Regions from separate parts of the Homo sapiens genome. Here region 1 is linked to region 2. The links are chromatin contacts, found by Hi-C or POLR2A ChIA-PET in ENCODE. All regions are on one chromosome and are shown on one strand. The core of a region is the stretch at or near the end of the contact, and the rest is flanking DNA. Distances in the headings are between cores, read along the strand shown. Region 1 has its middle 95 kb from the start of WSPAR. Region 2 has its middle 130 kb from the start of WSPAR.

Region 1 (7,237 bases), core at 2,784-5,283, 37 kb before region 2:
GTTCATACATCAAAGACATAATTCTAAGCATTTTGTCATATCAGCTTTTCTCTTTGTTCTTGCAATGCAGAGTCTTGGAGGCAAGTCATCTTTGTCACTCAAGAAGTGCAGGAGGTTTGATTGAGAAATATGCCTGAGTGTGACCCCCCAGGGTCACTTGTCTTCATTCTTCCCTTCTCACTGTGCCCCCGTTGGGCTCCCATAAGACCCTTGGCATCTGATCCTCCTGCCTTTTGTGTTCCTCCTCCTTGCACCGCTACGTTCCTGGCAACTGAATTTCCGACCAGTCTCCTTTTCTCTGGTATCTCACTCCTTGTCCTTTCTGAGCATGTTGCCTGGGGTCATAATTATCCTGCTCAAGAATCCTTAGTGACTCCCTAATAAACCCATGGGATGAAGTAGGAGCTCCTCCCTGCTGGCTTCTGGGCCCTGTTGGATCCAGTCCTGCGCCTCCTCCACAGTGCCCTCTTCCCTGTCCCCACATGTGCTCAACTCTCCACTTGAGCTGGAGTCTTCATAGCACCTCTCACCCCTGAGCACACACACTGCCAATTCCTGCCTCTGGACTCTTGTTCCCACTGTTTCTAGAGTGGCCCATGTTACTTATTGTCCCAATCAGGATTATTCTGGTAAGGAAAAGGGACACTGTTAATAATTAATGCTGGAACAGTGGGTGTAAATTGAATTGTCCCAGCAAGCCAGGACATGTGGTCACTGGGGCTGCGTCCTACCCCTGTTTGCTTTCACTTTTCATCTTCATTCTCCCTCCTGCTAAATTCAGCTTCTGTCTCTTTCATCCTTGATGGCTCATTTCCAGGGAGGGTCTGTCTTTAGCTCAGGCTGATCAAGAACCAGATGAGAAGGAAAACTTGACCTTTTGCTGAAGGCATGATGTTAGCATGAAACCCTCAAGAAATTCTGTGACTAATCAGAAGAATATTATTTTTTCTAAAGAAAGGGTCTTCTTCCTTTAATCAGTATTTTTACAATTTAATAATTTCTTTCTTTCCTTACCTCCTTGTGGACTTTTCAAAGCTTGGCAACAGCCTATGAGATAGTTTGTATTAAGCTTTTAAAGGGATACATTATAACAAGTTTTCAGAAAATGTATAGTTTTCAAACACAATCAATGTTTTCTTGTATAACTTCCCTTCAAATCCGAAACATCTCCTATTACCACCCTTTTCTGAAAATAGCAGCTTATTTATTAGAATACACTATCAATAACATACATTGCATTGTTTTCTAATAGTTTAATGTATCTTTTTTCCCTCCAACAAGTTGAGAAGTCCCCAGGGAGAGGATATAAGATATTACATGTCTTGGTTCTTCCTTGGTCCCTAGCTCAGGGCTGGCCACAAACAGTTGGTTTCTGCTCTTCAGTTGCCTGCAAGAGTAAGTGAAACATGAAGCCTAAATTCCAACACTTACGAAAGCTAAAGCTGCACTTGACTCCGGGTTTGGCGAATGTTGCAGAGTTGGGAGCCTGTCACATTGTTCTTCCTGTAAAGTAACTATTTTCTCTCTGTTGTACAGAGGATAGCAAACACTGCAATGTATAAATCACAGACATGAAATTGAAAGACCATGTACATGATCCACAGAGAAAAATATACATAAGTGGAGTAGGGAATAAGGAGGTTATGCGGGTACCAGACAAGCCTCTGGTTTCAAGGGTGCTTCCCTCCCAAAGGGAAGAAAAACAATGTTGTAACCAGGAAGAATGTGCCCTCACAGCTGATGGCACTATAATAGCATAAACAATGACAAGTTCCATAAACGTCACAAATGTGGGAATTTGCCTTGAAGTTCCTTCTGGGATCTAATTTAAAGGCACATCTTGTTGAAACGGAGGTCATGAGGGAAGCAGAAATAAGTGGAGAGAAATGCAGCGTGACAGCTGGACCCTCCCAGCCGGCCCGGGGAAGCTGTGCTGCTCTGTGGGGAAGGACTTCTGGGGGAGGAGGCATGGGTGGAAAGGGGCCCTGGAGGACACAGGCCTCTGCGACTGCAACCCCTCAGGCCTGCTGACACGAGGCACTGCAGAACCTGCGCCGTGCCGTGCTGGGAAGAGGATTTGGAGCAAGAAGACCCAAGTTTGAGTCTTCCTTCTGCCGTTTTCTATAGTTGTGTGACCTTGAGCAAGTCAGTGTACCTATGAGCGGCCACCTCCTCATGTGAAAAATGGAGCTGAAACTAATGCCCGATGGGGCTGCTGTGAGGACTAAACGCAGCAGCCCCATCTCCAAGGGCAGGGAGGGTGGCTGCCACACTGTCATTTGATTAACAAGGAGGTGCTGGCCAGGAGCAGTTGATGTGGAGGTCCCTCAGCCTGAATATTCTTTATGTGCAAGGCTTCATTCAGGATTTTAGTTTTTGAAAAACAGACTATTCCTTTTCTTCTTTAAAATCAGAATTGGAAATTTGAATGTGGAAACAGGAGGTCTCATCTGGAACAATGCGTGGGCAGCCCGGTTTCATCTTGATCTGTGGATGTATTGTGAATTTCTCGGGTCACCTAAACCTGCCTGCGCCTCCAACGGTGCTATGAGTTTAGCAAGTGAAGAGCACACAAACAGATGCTTAAATTATAGCCTACAGTTCAGTGCACCCCTCAGGCTGAGTGTCGTTGCACAGAGAGGGTGAAGAGCCTTGTGCGGGTTCCAGGAGGTCAGAGAGGCTCCTGAGAGCTCAGCAATGACACCTCCATGCTTCTCAGCCACTGAGCAGAGTGGAGGAGCAGGGTGTGAGCAGGGAGCAGACAGAGGCTTGGTGGTCCGGGCATTCCTGAAACCTGCATCTAAAAACTCAGAAGGGAAGGCTTCCTCCCAAGGGCCCTGCACCCAAAAGCTGTTCCTGTCCCTTGCCCAGGCTGGGAGAGACAGAGGGCATGCCTGTTTATTTTCAAAGTGAAGTTGACTTCACTTTCTTGTTCTAGGTGGTTCTTATTTTAGCTGAACCTTGTGCAGTCTCTCTCCAGGGTTGGAGGGAAGTGTTTCATGTGTACGCAAGGCAGGGAAACAGCAGGTTCCGACCCAGCATTGAGAAAGGATTGGGGAAGCTATGTGTGTGGGCGGTGGGCATGTGGGTGGACGGCTGGGCAGATCTCCTTCGTTCTAGAAATTCTGCTGATCTTCCTGGAAATTGTGTGTGTGTGCATGCGTACGTGTGTGTGTGTGTACATATATATATATATAGTATCTTCTAAAACATCTTCTCCTGGACTTTGTTGGAAGAGAAGGGCTGGGTGGGGGGCTTTAAGCTGAGTCCTTGTCTGAGATGAGTGAGGTTCTTTTGTGCTCAGAACTGTGGTACAATTCATCCTCAAAAAGGAATCTGAATTGAAAGGGGATTTGGTGTGAGGCAGGGGAAGGTGTAGGGGTGCATAGATCTGTTCATTAGGGCAGATTAAAGTCAAGCCTCCCCTGAAATTGGTGGAAAGTGCTTGCAGCCCTCTGTGGTTTGGAAGATTATGCAGCTATCACAATGCACTTCGTGAGTAGGCTGTGGGGGCTGGATTTAATTTTATGTCCGCCGGGAGATTCTGGCAGTGTGTTTCTGTGGTGGGGAATCATTATTTACAATGAAACACTTACACAGAAGTAGTAAAGTTAATGGAGGTTTCAGTGGAATTAGCCTTGTTAAGTTCCCCAGTGACACAGCCGGCTCCCCTCTCCAGTAGCTGGATCCAGCAAGGAGGCAGCACACAGAGCTAGTGGAGTTTAGGATGTGGATGAAATTGGGAGTGACCCAAAGCAGCAAGACCCAGGCCTTCAGTACTGGCCTGCAGCTGGGCTCTGTGATGGGGCTGCTTCTCTGGCCAACAGCCCCTGCATGGCCATGCTGTGTGTTCCCAGTCCTGGCAGCTCCTTGCAGAGTAAATGCTGTTAATCCACGGCCCATTGTTGACTCTTGCTGCTGCTATCAGAATTTCTGGGACCTGGAGCATGCTGAGGGCTGTGATGAGGTAAGATGTGATTCATCCCCGTGCTCACGTTCCCTAAAGGGGTGACAAGGCTGCACCACGTGGAAGGAGAGTCATTCAGGTGGGCCACATGCCATGAGATTCTTGGATCGAAGTTCTCTTGGATAAGGTTGCCATGTTTACTCCCAGTTCCCTGGCTTAGGAGCCAGGCAGATATGGGTTTGAATCCAGATTCTACTGGATGACCTTGAACATGTCATGTGTATTCTCAAGATTCATTTTCTTTATCTTTAAAATGGGGCCACTGTTTTTGCTGGCATCATAGGTTGTTAGGAGGATGATGTGACTTAGGGTATGGAAAGCACTTAGTACTGTGCCAGGTCATGCTGTTTCTTTATTCTCTGTCCCAGCTTTCACCTGCCCCTCCATACTCTGTATTTCTGGGCCAGAACACCCACAGACTGCATTTTCTGGGCTCCCTTTCCAGGTGGCTCCCTGCCAAGTTCTGCCCATGGGAGGTCAGAGGGCTGGAAGAGAGAAGAGCCTTCCTTCTTCCTCATTCTCTTGCTCTTTGTCTTCTTCTTCTAGGGGTGTCTCCGAGGCAGGGGCAGCTGTGGCCCTTCCTCCATGCTGCCAGCTCCTGGGACAGAAGCCGGTCCTCTTACACTTCAGGTCTAGGTCACATTATCTCTTGCCTTTGTGACTCCCAGCCCTTGGGGAGATATTGGCTTCCTGCATTACCTAATCTTTGGTCACCCTATCTTCCTTCTTACTGTCACCACACCTGGTAAGCAATTCACTATGTGAAAGCTCCTCTATTTGAAGGACCTAGAATGGCTTCTGTTTCCTTGACCGGACTGTGACTGATACAGTGGAACTCCCATTAGTTATAACAAGTGCATGGCCTTGGAGTCAGACAAGACAAGGTTTGCACACCCTGGCTCCACTCCTTACTTGCAGTGTGACCTGAGCCTCTGTGTTTGCATCCATTAAATGGGGACGATAATAGACTCAGCTTCGCAGGGCTGTCGCGAGGATTTAAAAAGATAACAATAGAAGTGAAAAGCTTAACACAGCGGGGTAGTGAACATCAACACATGAGAGTTTGTTTCTAGATGTGTGTGTTGCTTTCTCAGGTTGGCCCAGGAGTGTTGGGGATGCCACTGGGAAGGGCAAGTGAGGCAGTGGGCCTGGGCCTGGGTATCTGTGGGCAGCAAGGAGCCATGGGAGGCTTGAATGGGGGCTGCCTGGAGTACAGCAGTCTTTACACCCCTGATCTCCCTGCCGCTTCCTCCCAGTTTGGTTCAGAGCTTCAGCTAAGCAGCAGAGGCTAGGCCCTCCCTGGGGCCACCTGGTGCCATGACTTTTTCCCCAAGTCTCCAGAGCTCAGGTAAGAGAGGAAGGGTCAGTGCCTCAATCTGAAGAGTTGCTGGCAGTGTGGCTTTTAAAATCTACTTATTCATTTCACCTAATTAGCCAATGACCTCAAACAAACCTATAATGTTATTTTCCCCTCAGAATGACACTCGTGGGGTTTGGAGAGCTACAATATTTTATCTGTTACTCAATGGCCAAACCTCTCAGCACTTGCTCGCTTAGACACTCTAGTGGGGATTGGTGGTGTTGGCCTCACCTGGGGGTTATCTGGGAGTTGCAGGGCCTGGGAGCCGATCGATGTGCCATCCTTCAGGCTTCTGTGGAGTGACAGGTCAGCATCTCCATTGTAAATGGCTTTCCCTGGGCTTTTCATCTCTAGGAGGGAAGAGTCGTGCTGAGCAAACCAGGACTGTGCAAACTTTGGAAGGATCCGAATCAGCAGAGACAACCTGCATCCTAAGCAGGTCACCTGGACAGTGTAGACTGCCCACCTGACTCCACACTGTCAGACCCTGCCTTTTCCCAGGTGGTCCTGGAGAGCTGGAGCTGGGAACCATGTATTTGGAGTAGCTCCAGCAGCCCAGAGTGCAAGGCCTCCACTCTACCATGTGCCCTCACTGCAGGGAGCCCACTTGCCTCACAAGCGTCCTCACCTTCAGATAGGTCAGCTTCCAGGGTGCTCAGTATGGCCCCCTAGTCTTTGGCTACTTCACTCAGGTCTCCTCTCCATGAATGAAGATCCTACTTGTTCTGTAAGGCTCTAAGGAACCTTCCCTGGCTGTCCAGAGCCCGCTTAACTCTATCCTTCTTGTCTTCCTCTGTATTGTATAATAGACATGTCATTATGTTTTGCTTTAAATGATTCTCCAGGTCTTTGTAAATGTCAGGCTGGAGTGTCTTTGTTGGTCTGTATAATGCATGGGATTGCCTGGTCAACCCTACGGGAATCTGGACTTCCTTTTGGGGCCCTGGGTACAATTCTGGGTACTTGTATCAAGAAGCCAGAGCTTTTAGGGTATTGCTGTGTGGGCCAATCACCTAAACTTTCCCGCCTGTGGATAAGGGAAAACTATACACCAAACATTTTCAGACCTGACTTTGTGCCAGAAACACTTGGGGGAAAATATTTAAAAATACGATTCCCAAACCGTACCCCTAATATTCTGCTTTAGTAGATTTGGAGGAAGGGCCTGGGGATGTGTATTTTGAAACCAGATTCCCCCAGGTAATTCTGATCTCCAGTGTGCGAACCCTGGCACATGAGCCAGCCAATTACCCTTACCACTGTGCCACATCTTACATTTCTGAGGACAGTCGTATTTCGAGCATTCTGTTTCATTGCTCCCATAAACCACGGAAATAGTCCAGAAAGCCTCAGGCTTTTTACCCAACGTGAATCTCTCAGGCCACCTCTCAAACATAAATCAGGCAGGAGGCATTGTCCAGACCTCAGGTCCTGAGTTAGGAAATGGAAACTGCACCCTTCCCAGAAAAATCATCATGAAGCCTTTGATTTATAATTCTCTTATCTAAGATTTGGAAGCTACTTTAGCCAAATAGTTCAAGAATCTCCTCTGCTCTAGTTATTCCCTGCAAGACCCCTTCCAGCTACAGGAGCTCACTCTTTTGCCATGTTGATGACTCCAAGAGCAGCCTGACCTGTTAGAATCTTCTTCATTAGAGGATCAGTATCCATATCTCTGTCCTTTTAGGCCACGGGTCTTATCCTAGAGTGGTGGTTTTCAACCCTGGCTGTACCACAAAATCACATATTGATACCCAGACCTCTTGCACTGAGATTTGGATTCAGTTGTTCTGTGGTGAGGCCCTGGGCTTGGTTCTGATGCGAGCTGGATTTGAGAAGCCCCTGGAACAAGCCATGTAGCTCACATGCATGTGTGCAGTATGAGAGGAAACAAATTGGAGCACAATTTG
Region 2 (7,436 bases), core at 3,475-5,974:
ACAAGTGCTTGCCCCCAAACTCCAACCTCTAAAAGGCCAAGCAGGGCTGAAGGTCCCAAACTCATGTCTCCATCCTTGAAGAGTACTGGTCAGAGGCATTGAGCTGAGTATTGAGCTGGGCATGTAGAGGTTCCCTGGAGCCTGATGGGGGCAGTAAAGGTGAGTTACTTGCTAAAGGTATCTCGGCAAACGTTCCCGGGCTTTCCTTCCCTGTGGTAGGTCACTCTTGGCCTATAGGTGCCTTTTTGAATTAGGGCATGTTTCTATCTGGAGTTGGTCTCTTGGTTTTAGGCCCACCTGTCCTTTGGAGCACAGCTGCACATGACCATCAGGAAGGAACAGGGGCTGTGGTGCCTGCTTTCTCACCAGCATGTCCTCAGTGGGTAAGCCCAGCATGGTTTGTAAGACTTCGTGTGCTTTGAGGGCTGAGAGCTTTGTGAGGGGAGGCAGAGCAGGTGTTGGGTGTGCCCTGTCGGGAGTAGATCTGTTCCTTCTCGAGCTCAGAGGAGCAGGAATGTGTCCCTGTGGGCTGGGTTGTCATCCTCCTTATGGCCTTATTCCCTTGGGGTCTCTATTCCTTCTCCCCCAAAGTCCTCCCATTTAATCCCATAACTCAGTAGATGATGCGGCTGAACCTACTGATGTTAAGCAAGGTGGCCAAAGTCACCATTTCACAATTTCATTTAGAAGAAACTAGGAGGAGAATTTTCTTATGCCAACAGCCACTCATAGAAACACACAGGACCATATGAATATCTAGCCCTGAAACCTGAAAACAAACTTTGTGCCAAAACAATTTATTATGTGCTGCTTTTTTTTTTTTCTTAAGGGAATGAAAATGTTAACAGGTCTCACTTAATTCTGCCCTACTGCTAGGCAAGAGCAAAATCTTTTTCTTGGAGTGGTGGAAGCCGGGATGCAACTTACTCCTTAATATCACAGGATCTGGACTTTCACACAGAGATCATATCCCTGCTCTGCCACTTACAAGTTGTGTGTGGCCTTGGAGAAGTTAACCACTGTAGATCTGTTTTCTCCACTTCAGAACGGGGATAACAATGATGTCCACCTCACATTATGCTTATAACATGAATTCTCTGACCAGTACTCTTCAAGGAATGGGGTGTTCTCCCCAGGATGGTGACATGTGTGTGGGACTTTCAGCCCTGCTTGGCCTTTTAGAGGGTGGAGTTTGGGGGCAAGCACTTGTTTTTCCTGGCCTCAGTTTATGCACCCATAAAATAGACTTAATATGTGGTCAGATTAGTCATAAATATCAGCAAGTCAACTTTTCAAATGCCGAGTGAATTTCTCACTAAAGCATACCCTACCCATCTACTTTAAACTTTACTACTTGATAGTAAAGATTGATAGATCTTTACTACTATCATTAATGACAATAGCTAACATTTATCTAAAGCTTCTCATGTTAGGGAGCACTGGGCTAAATTCCCTGTACGTATCCTCCCATTTAATCTCATAACTCAGTGGATGATGCAGCTGAACCTACTGATGTCAAGCAAGGTGGCCAAGGTCATAGAACTAGTAAGTGGAGGAGGCAGGGTTTGAACCAGGCAGTATGACTGCAGGGCAGAGAGATAAAGGAGGCCTATGTGGTAGGAATTCTAACTCCTGCCTGTGAGCTAACTGTTCTCGCAGACTCTGCTTATGTTTGGGGGGTGGGCGGGGGCAGTGGAAAGGAATTGCTCCTGTTTTCTACAAACCTGAAAAAAGGAGCCTCACAAAGGTGATTCATTTTCTTTTAGATTTGTAACTTCCCTTGAACTACAGTCCAGTCTGGAGAAAGGAACGTTTCCCCAAACCACTTGAGGATGCTGGCATGCTGGAAATGACGGGGCAGCACAACCCACAAAGAAAAGGGCCCAGCTGGCTCAGCCATTTTGTGAGCTGATGACAAAGAGAACTTGGACTTTCCTTCTCAGTCATTTTGCACACAGTGGAAGGAAAGTTTAAAAGATATTGCCTGGAGCTCAGATGAGGCAAGAGATTCCACCGTTTTCCACTATGATGAAGGCAGCAGGAGGACATGTGAGGCCGTGTGTTTGTTAGGCTGGGGCTGGATGCCTTATAGATTTATTGATAGATAAGGCTAATTTATCACCTAAACCAGGATGCCTTTGAGAGGGAAAGGTGTTATTAATAATTATGCTGGGACAAAAGGCGTTAAGCTGGGATTGTCCTTGGGTACAATCATAATTATTCCTATTTATTTATTAAAGCAGCCCTTCTGGCTTCTGAAGAGCAGGATCGTGTTTGGTTGGAGTCATGTCCATATTTAGAAGTCACGTGAGAGAGCACCTAATTTCATTGAGGTTGACGCAGAGTAGGTATCTTGGAAGAGGGAAGCCACAGAGGTCTTTGGAAGGCTTGTGGTGGGGAGCTGCAAAAACTGTGAGCACTTGGGAGTTTGTGTACTTGGGTTCTGTCACCTCAAGGGGGTTTCTAGAAGTTTGGAAATCACTTCACGAAATGTAAACTTTGTAGCGTTTTATGTGTTGGAAGAGGTGCTGGTGACGGTGCTGAGAATTGACATTGCAAAGCAATCATTGGAATGCCTACAGAAGGGCATCCCCTAGGCCGCCACCTGCAAGTCCCTGACAGAGGAAAGTAGTGGACAGGGTTCCTCCTCCCTCCCATAGAGCAGCGTGAGGTTCTGATTCCAAGCTTGCTCTGGGCTTCCTGGATTGTCCTCATGATGGCCTGGGATGAGAACTCAGGCAAATTGTCATAGTTTCTGAGGGAAACAGGCAGGGACTTGAGGGATGTGGCTTGGGTACTGTTTGCTGTTGTGGATGACAAAAATACTAACCGGCTCTACAGTATCCTGGGTCTTGGTTGTACAACTCCATGTTTAAGTGTCACAGAGAGTTTGACGGATGATGGCTGCTGCTGGCTCTCCCAGCTTCCATCTCCCAGATTTGCCCCTTTGTTAAGAGGTACTGAAGCTGTCTGTGCTCCCAGATGGAAAGAAAGATCACAGGGAAGCACTCTCATTGGCCTGGCTGGGTCAGATGCCTGTGGCCGACCAGTCGTGAAGGGCAGTGAGGTGGGCATCTGTGACGGGCTCATCTTAGGTCAAAGATCTACTTCTGGCCATTTACAGTAGGTGGAGGTGACAGACAGAAAACGACAGCCCCACTTCCTACCATGTGATTGCAGAAGGTGGAAAAGTGATTATTTGCAGGAAGCGGGTGCATGTTCTAGAAGGGGAAGAATGTGGCAGACAAGTCTGTAGTGGCCCAGTACATATTTTTGTTAACAGCAGCAGTTGTAGTTATAAAATATGTCTTTGCCGATTTGATACAAGGGATGGTGTCTGATTTAAATGGATGTTGCTTGATTATTAGTGAGGCTAAATATTTTCCCACAGATGGGTTGGCCATTTACATTGCTTCTTTTGTGAATCTCCTGTCTATGGCCTTAGCCCGTTTTTCATAGCTGTTGTTGAGTATTTCAGAGAAGCAGTGGGGGTGGGTAAATCTGAGTTTGCTGTTTTCCACAGCCTTTGATGGGTAATTGTGTCAGCTGTATTTACTCCTGCTTGGAATAAACCCAGCTGAGCCTTCAGGAGATCAATGTGGAAATCCAAGAAAAATGCTGTCTCCTTAATCAAATTTCTTGTATTATGAATGGTTATTAAATATTTTATGTGAAAATTATAATTACCATTAAAGCCAATATCAATAGCCTCAGATAATCAGTGTGTAACACTAATTAGAAGGTACTGAATAACCCCCAGTGAGTTGTCTACTGTGATTTAGGAATTGCCGTAATTGTTGGCAAGCTCAGCTGGGAGGTGGGCATGCTGATTGTGGGGGCGGGGGTGCACATGTGTCTGTTTCAAAGCCAGATTGTTGAGCAGGGTACACACAGTGTGGCAGGAATCACTTCACCAGTTCGGAGGGTTCCCCTCAGGGGATCTGACTTGCTGGTGGGTAATGTGGTGGGCCACACTGCACCCTCCTCCAGTCTCTAGCACTGTGGTATCTGGGTTAATGAAGTCTCACTGTGAATGGTAATGGTGGGAAGTTTCCAGCCTTGCCAGCTCATCTGCTTGTCCACACATCCCTCTGGCCCTTCCTACCCCTTCTAAGACAACACATGCATGCATACACACACATACACGCCACACACACACACACACACACACACACACACACACACACACACACAACCGCTTAACAATCAGTGACCTTGTTTGGAATGCTTCTTTTTGAGAGTTGTGTTCTACCTCTAGGCAGGGGCAGCTGAATGTGTTGCAGGGAGGGCTGCTGGTTGCAAGATGTCTGGACCTGTTACTATCCCAGCTGGGCCACCAAATAGCCTGCGTAGTTTGCAGGAGGTGGGAGGTAAAAGGCTTCCTCAGCCATGGGGCAGCATGTCTCTCCTCACTGGAAAGTGGGCTGGAGGTGATCACCAGGGACCAATGCAGAGGGCCAAGAGCATGCAGTGAAGAGTCAGAGGAAGGAGGGATGAGGCATCTGTGCATGCTGCCCGTAAAGTCACTCATGGCGGCACCTGGGTTGGGGGTTGACTTTGGAATCAGAATCTCTGCTCCACTTGCCGTGAGTTCTGGGGCTTGAGCTCAGTCATGGAACCTCTCTGAGTGTTTTCTCCTGGATAGAGGATAATGATCGCCACCTTGCAGCAGGCTGTTTAGAGCCAACAGATCCTCTGAAGCCTCTGGCCTGGGCTTGGCGCCCTGGCCCACATCTCCTACCAGCCGTGTGACTCTGAGCAAGTTCTGTAGCCTCCAAGTCTCAATTTCCCAACAGGAAAATGAGGATAATAATAGTACCTACCTCATCGGGTTATTCTGGGGATTAAATGGGTTGTAAGGAATTTAGATAGTAAATGCTATGCAGGTGCTTGTGAAATGGAAATAAATGAAAAGTTTTAGTTATGTAAATTGCCCTGCTATGCTCCAGGCAGTATTAATAAAGTCCTCAAAATGTCTTCTGTGCTAAGTGCTGGGTATACAAGATGCAGATAAGCCAGGCCAGGTCCCCACCCTTCCAGTCCAGTGGGAGACCCCAACAATACACAGGAGACAAGCTGATTTGCTTGGATCATTTCAGAGAGAGTTTGGGCCATGAAGATAACTGAAGCAGGGTAAGATGGCAGAGTGACAGGGTGGGAGGGAGGGTAATTTTAGAGAGATGGAGCCAGTGACAATAGAAAGGACATTGTAGGAAAAAGAGGGAATGAGTCATGCAAGGAGATGGGAAGAGCAGGGAGAGAGATGCTGTTGCTGCTCTGCCCATATCCCCACGTGTCTGCGTCCCCTGCTCGTGTACACCCCTCCTCCCAGTGCCCACATCTGCGGCTCTTTGGCAGTTCTGCATTGGCGGACTGGCCTCAGGTTGCTGGAACTGCTGTCCTTCCCTAGATAGCAGGAGGTAGCTGGGAATTTTCATCCCTTTCGGGGCAGCCCTTGACCCATGACTGATGGGTGTGCACCTGCGAGCCCTCTTGTCCCTGGTGAGGATGGCTCCAGGAGTGACCCATGCTGTTTCCAGGGCTCCCCAGAGGTATTGGGTCACAGACGCCCTCTGTAGGCCTTGGTGATATGGTGCTCACCTCCTTGGCCTCCTTCCCCTCCTGATCCATCTTGCTCACCTCCCTTCTGGCTTTTCATGGGAACACTTCCCTAATAAGCACTTACACATGAACCCCTCCTCTCAGGTTCTTCTTCTGGGAAACCTGGGACAGACCCTGAGTCAGGAATGGGCATGGTCTGTCACATGAACAGTGAGAAGACCAGCAGAGAGCTGGGGAGGTGGGATAGAGCCGAGGCTGGAGAGTTAGGCAGGGCCTGGGTCATCTGGGGCCTTGTAGGCTATGCTAGATTTGAATTCTTCCAAGAGCAGTGGGGAGTGATTGGAAGTTTTTAGGCAGAAGAGTTACATCACATCACTTATTTTATTTTGTTTCTTTTTTTGTTTTGTTTTTTGAGATGGAGTTTTGCTCTGTCGCCCACGCTGAAATGCAGTGGCGAGATCTCGGCTCACTGCAACCTCCGCCTCCCAGGTTCAAGTGATCCTCCTGCCTCAACCTCCTGAGTAGCTGGGACTACAGGTGCCCGCCACCACACCTGGCTAATTTTTTGTATTTTTAGTAGAAATGGGGTTTCACCGTGTTAGCCAGGATGGTCTCCATCTCCTGACCTTGTGATCCACCCGCCTTGGCTTCCCAAAGTGCTGAGATTACAAGTGTGAGCCACCATGCCTGGCCCACATCACTTATTTTATAAGGGAAGATCTCTCTGGTCACCATGTCGAGAATGGACCATTAGGGGACAGGAGTGGAAGGAGGCTGCGGGAGTCACCCAGCAGAGAGGATGGGCTTGAACTAGGAGGGGAGCCAAGGAGATGGGATTGGGATTTGTTCTGGAGGATTGGTAGATGATTGACAATACAGATTCAGTTTTATTGTTTTCCCAAAGTCATAGCAGGTCTAAGAGTTCAAGATGGGTACTATGGGCCACTGGTGGTCCCACAGAGGTCCTACTCCATGGGTCCTCCCCCTGCCCCACCATAGAGACAAGAAGTAACCTTCCTCTGAACCCAGGAAGCCCTTGTTGGTGCCTTTTTACCAGGTCACTTTGTACGTTGTCCCAGCTATTTATGCCCTGCCTTTGTTCCTGCTGCCAGGCTGTGCCCAGCTTGGGCCTTGTGAGAGGAGTTATGTGGGAAGAGCCCTGGGCAGGACGGTGAGGTCTTGGGCAGATTCTGCCCCTTTTGAGGCCTGGTTCCTTGCTTTAGAATGAAGAGAGTCAGCGCTGCGAGTGCCGAAACCCTTCTGAGGCCAATTCTGAGGCCTTTCAAAGGGAGGTTTTGGAGAAAGCTTTGCCTGGGATGTGAAAGGTCAAAGGCTCCCTCTCTCCCAGAGGCACCTGCTCTGTCACAGCCTCGGTGAGGTGAACTGAGTGGACGGTGTGTCACCCAGCATCCCACAAGCTCAGAGTTCCCACAAGCTCTCTTGAGGACCCTCTTTTCAGCGTAAGGGCCAGAATGAACTCACTTTGGCTGCAATTGGGTTGAGTTGGAGTCCACTTTGCCTCTGCAAAGAAAGATAATGTTTCCTGAGAAAGCAATGATAATCATTCTAAGTTATGTTTTTTCCAGAAATTAATTATCTGGAATATTAAAACACTTGGCTCTGACTTTCAGGTCCCCAAGGGACATTTTTTTTTTTAGAGGAAACACCTCCTTTCTGCGTGAGGCAAAAAGAATGATGGTAAGCTTCAGTGGGTGGTGGGCTTTCTTTGAGAAGCCTTTTCTCCCACGTTGCTCATTTGTTCATGATCTAAACAGGATGTTGCAGGTGACTGGCACCAGGCAGGGCCTGTGGTTTGATCCACAGGGCACATCTGGGGGGCAGATGTGGAAGGTCTGTGTTCCTGGGTGATAGGC

Evidence for each region. Hi-C counts contacts between places; a loop is a spot of excess contacts on that map. ChIA-PET counts read pairs that join two places held with the same protein, here RNA polymerase II (POLR2A). Pooled maps may share reads with other maps.
Region 1: a map of gastrocnemius medialis shows a loop between it and region 2 (5-fold over the local background). The contact joins two enhancer-like sites. A Hi-C loop is called at or near these places in 2 of 168 maps with a recorded cell type or tissue (gastrocnemius medialis and psoas muscle) and 3 of 50 pooled maps. POLR2A ChIA-PET finds 5 or more read pairs at or near these places in 2 of 52 experiments (OCI-LY7 and endothelial cell of umbilical vein).

The regions. Positions count from the first base shown.
Region 1 is chr5:133,814,892-133,822,128 of GRCh38, reverse strand. It overlaps a transcript of FSTL4 not described here. Among named protein-coding and RNA genes, the nearest start is that of WSPAR, 95 kb to the left of the region's middle. Within about 2 kb of position 4,033, at least 8 of the 41 ENCODE cell types and tissues checked have a DNase peak (open chromatin) inside an H3K27ac peak, as active enhancers do; they include gastrocnemius medialis and psoas muscle, where a contact is called at or near this core.
Region 2 is chr5:133,778,124-133,785,559 of GRCh38, reverse strand. It overlaps a transcript of FSTL4 not described here. Among named protein-coding and RNA genes, the nearest start is that of WSPAR, 130 kb to the left of the region's middle. Within about 2 kb of position 4,724, at least 2 of the 41 ENCODE cell types and tissues checked have a DNase peak (open chromatin) inside an H3K27ac peak, as active enhancers do; they include gastrocnemius medialis and psoas muscle, where a contact is called at or near this core.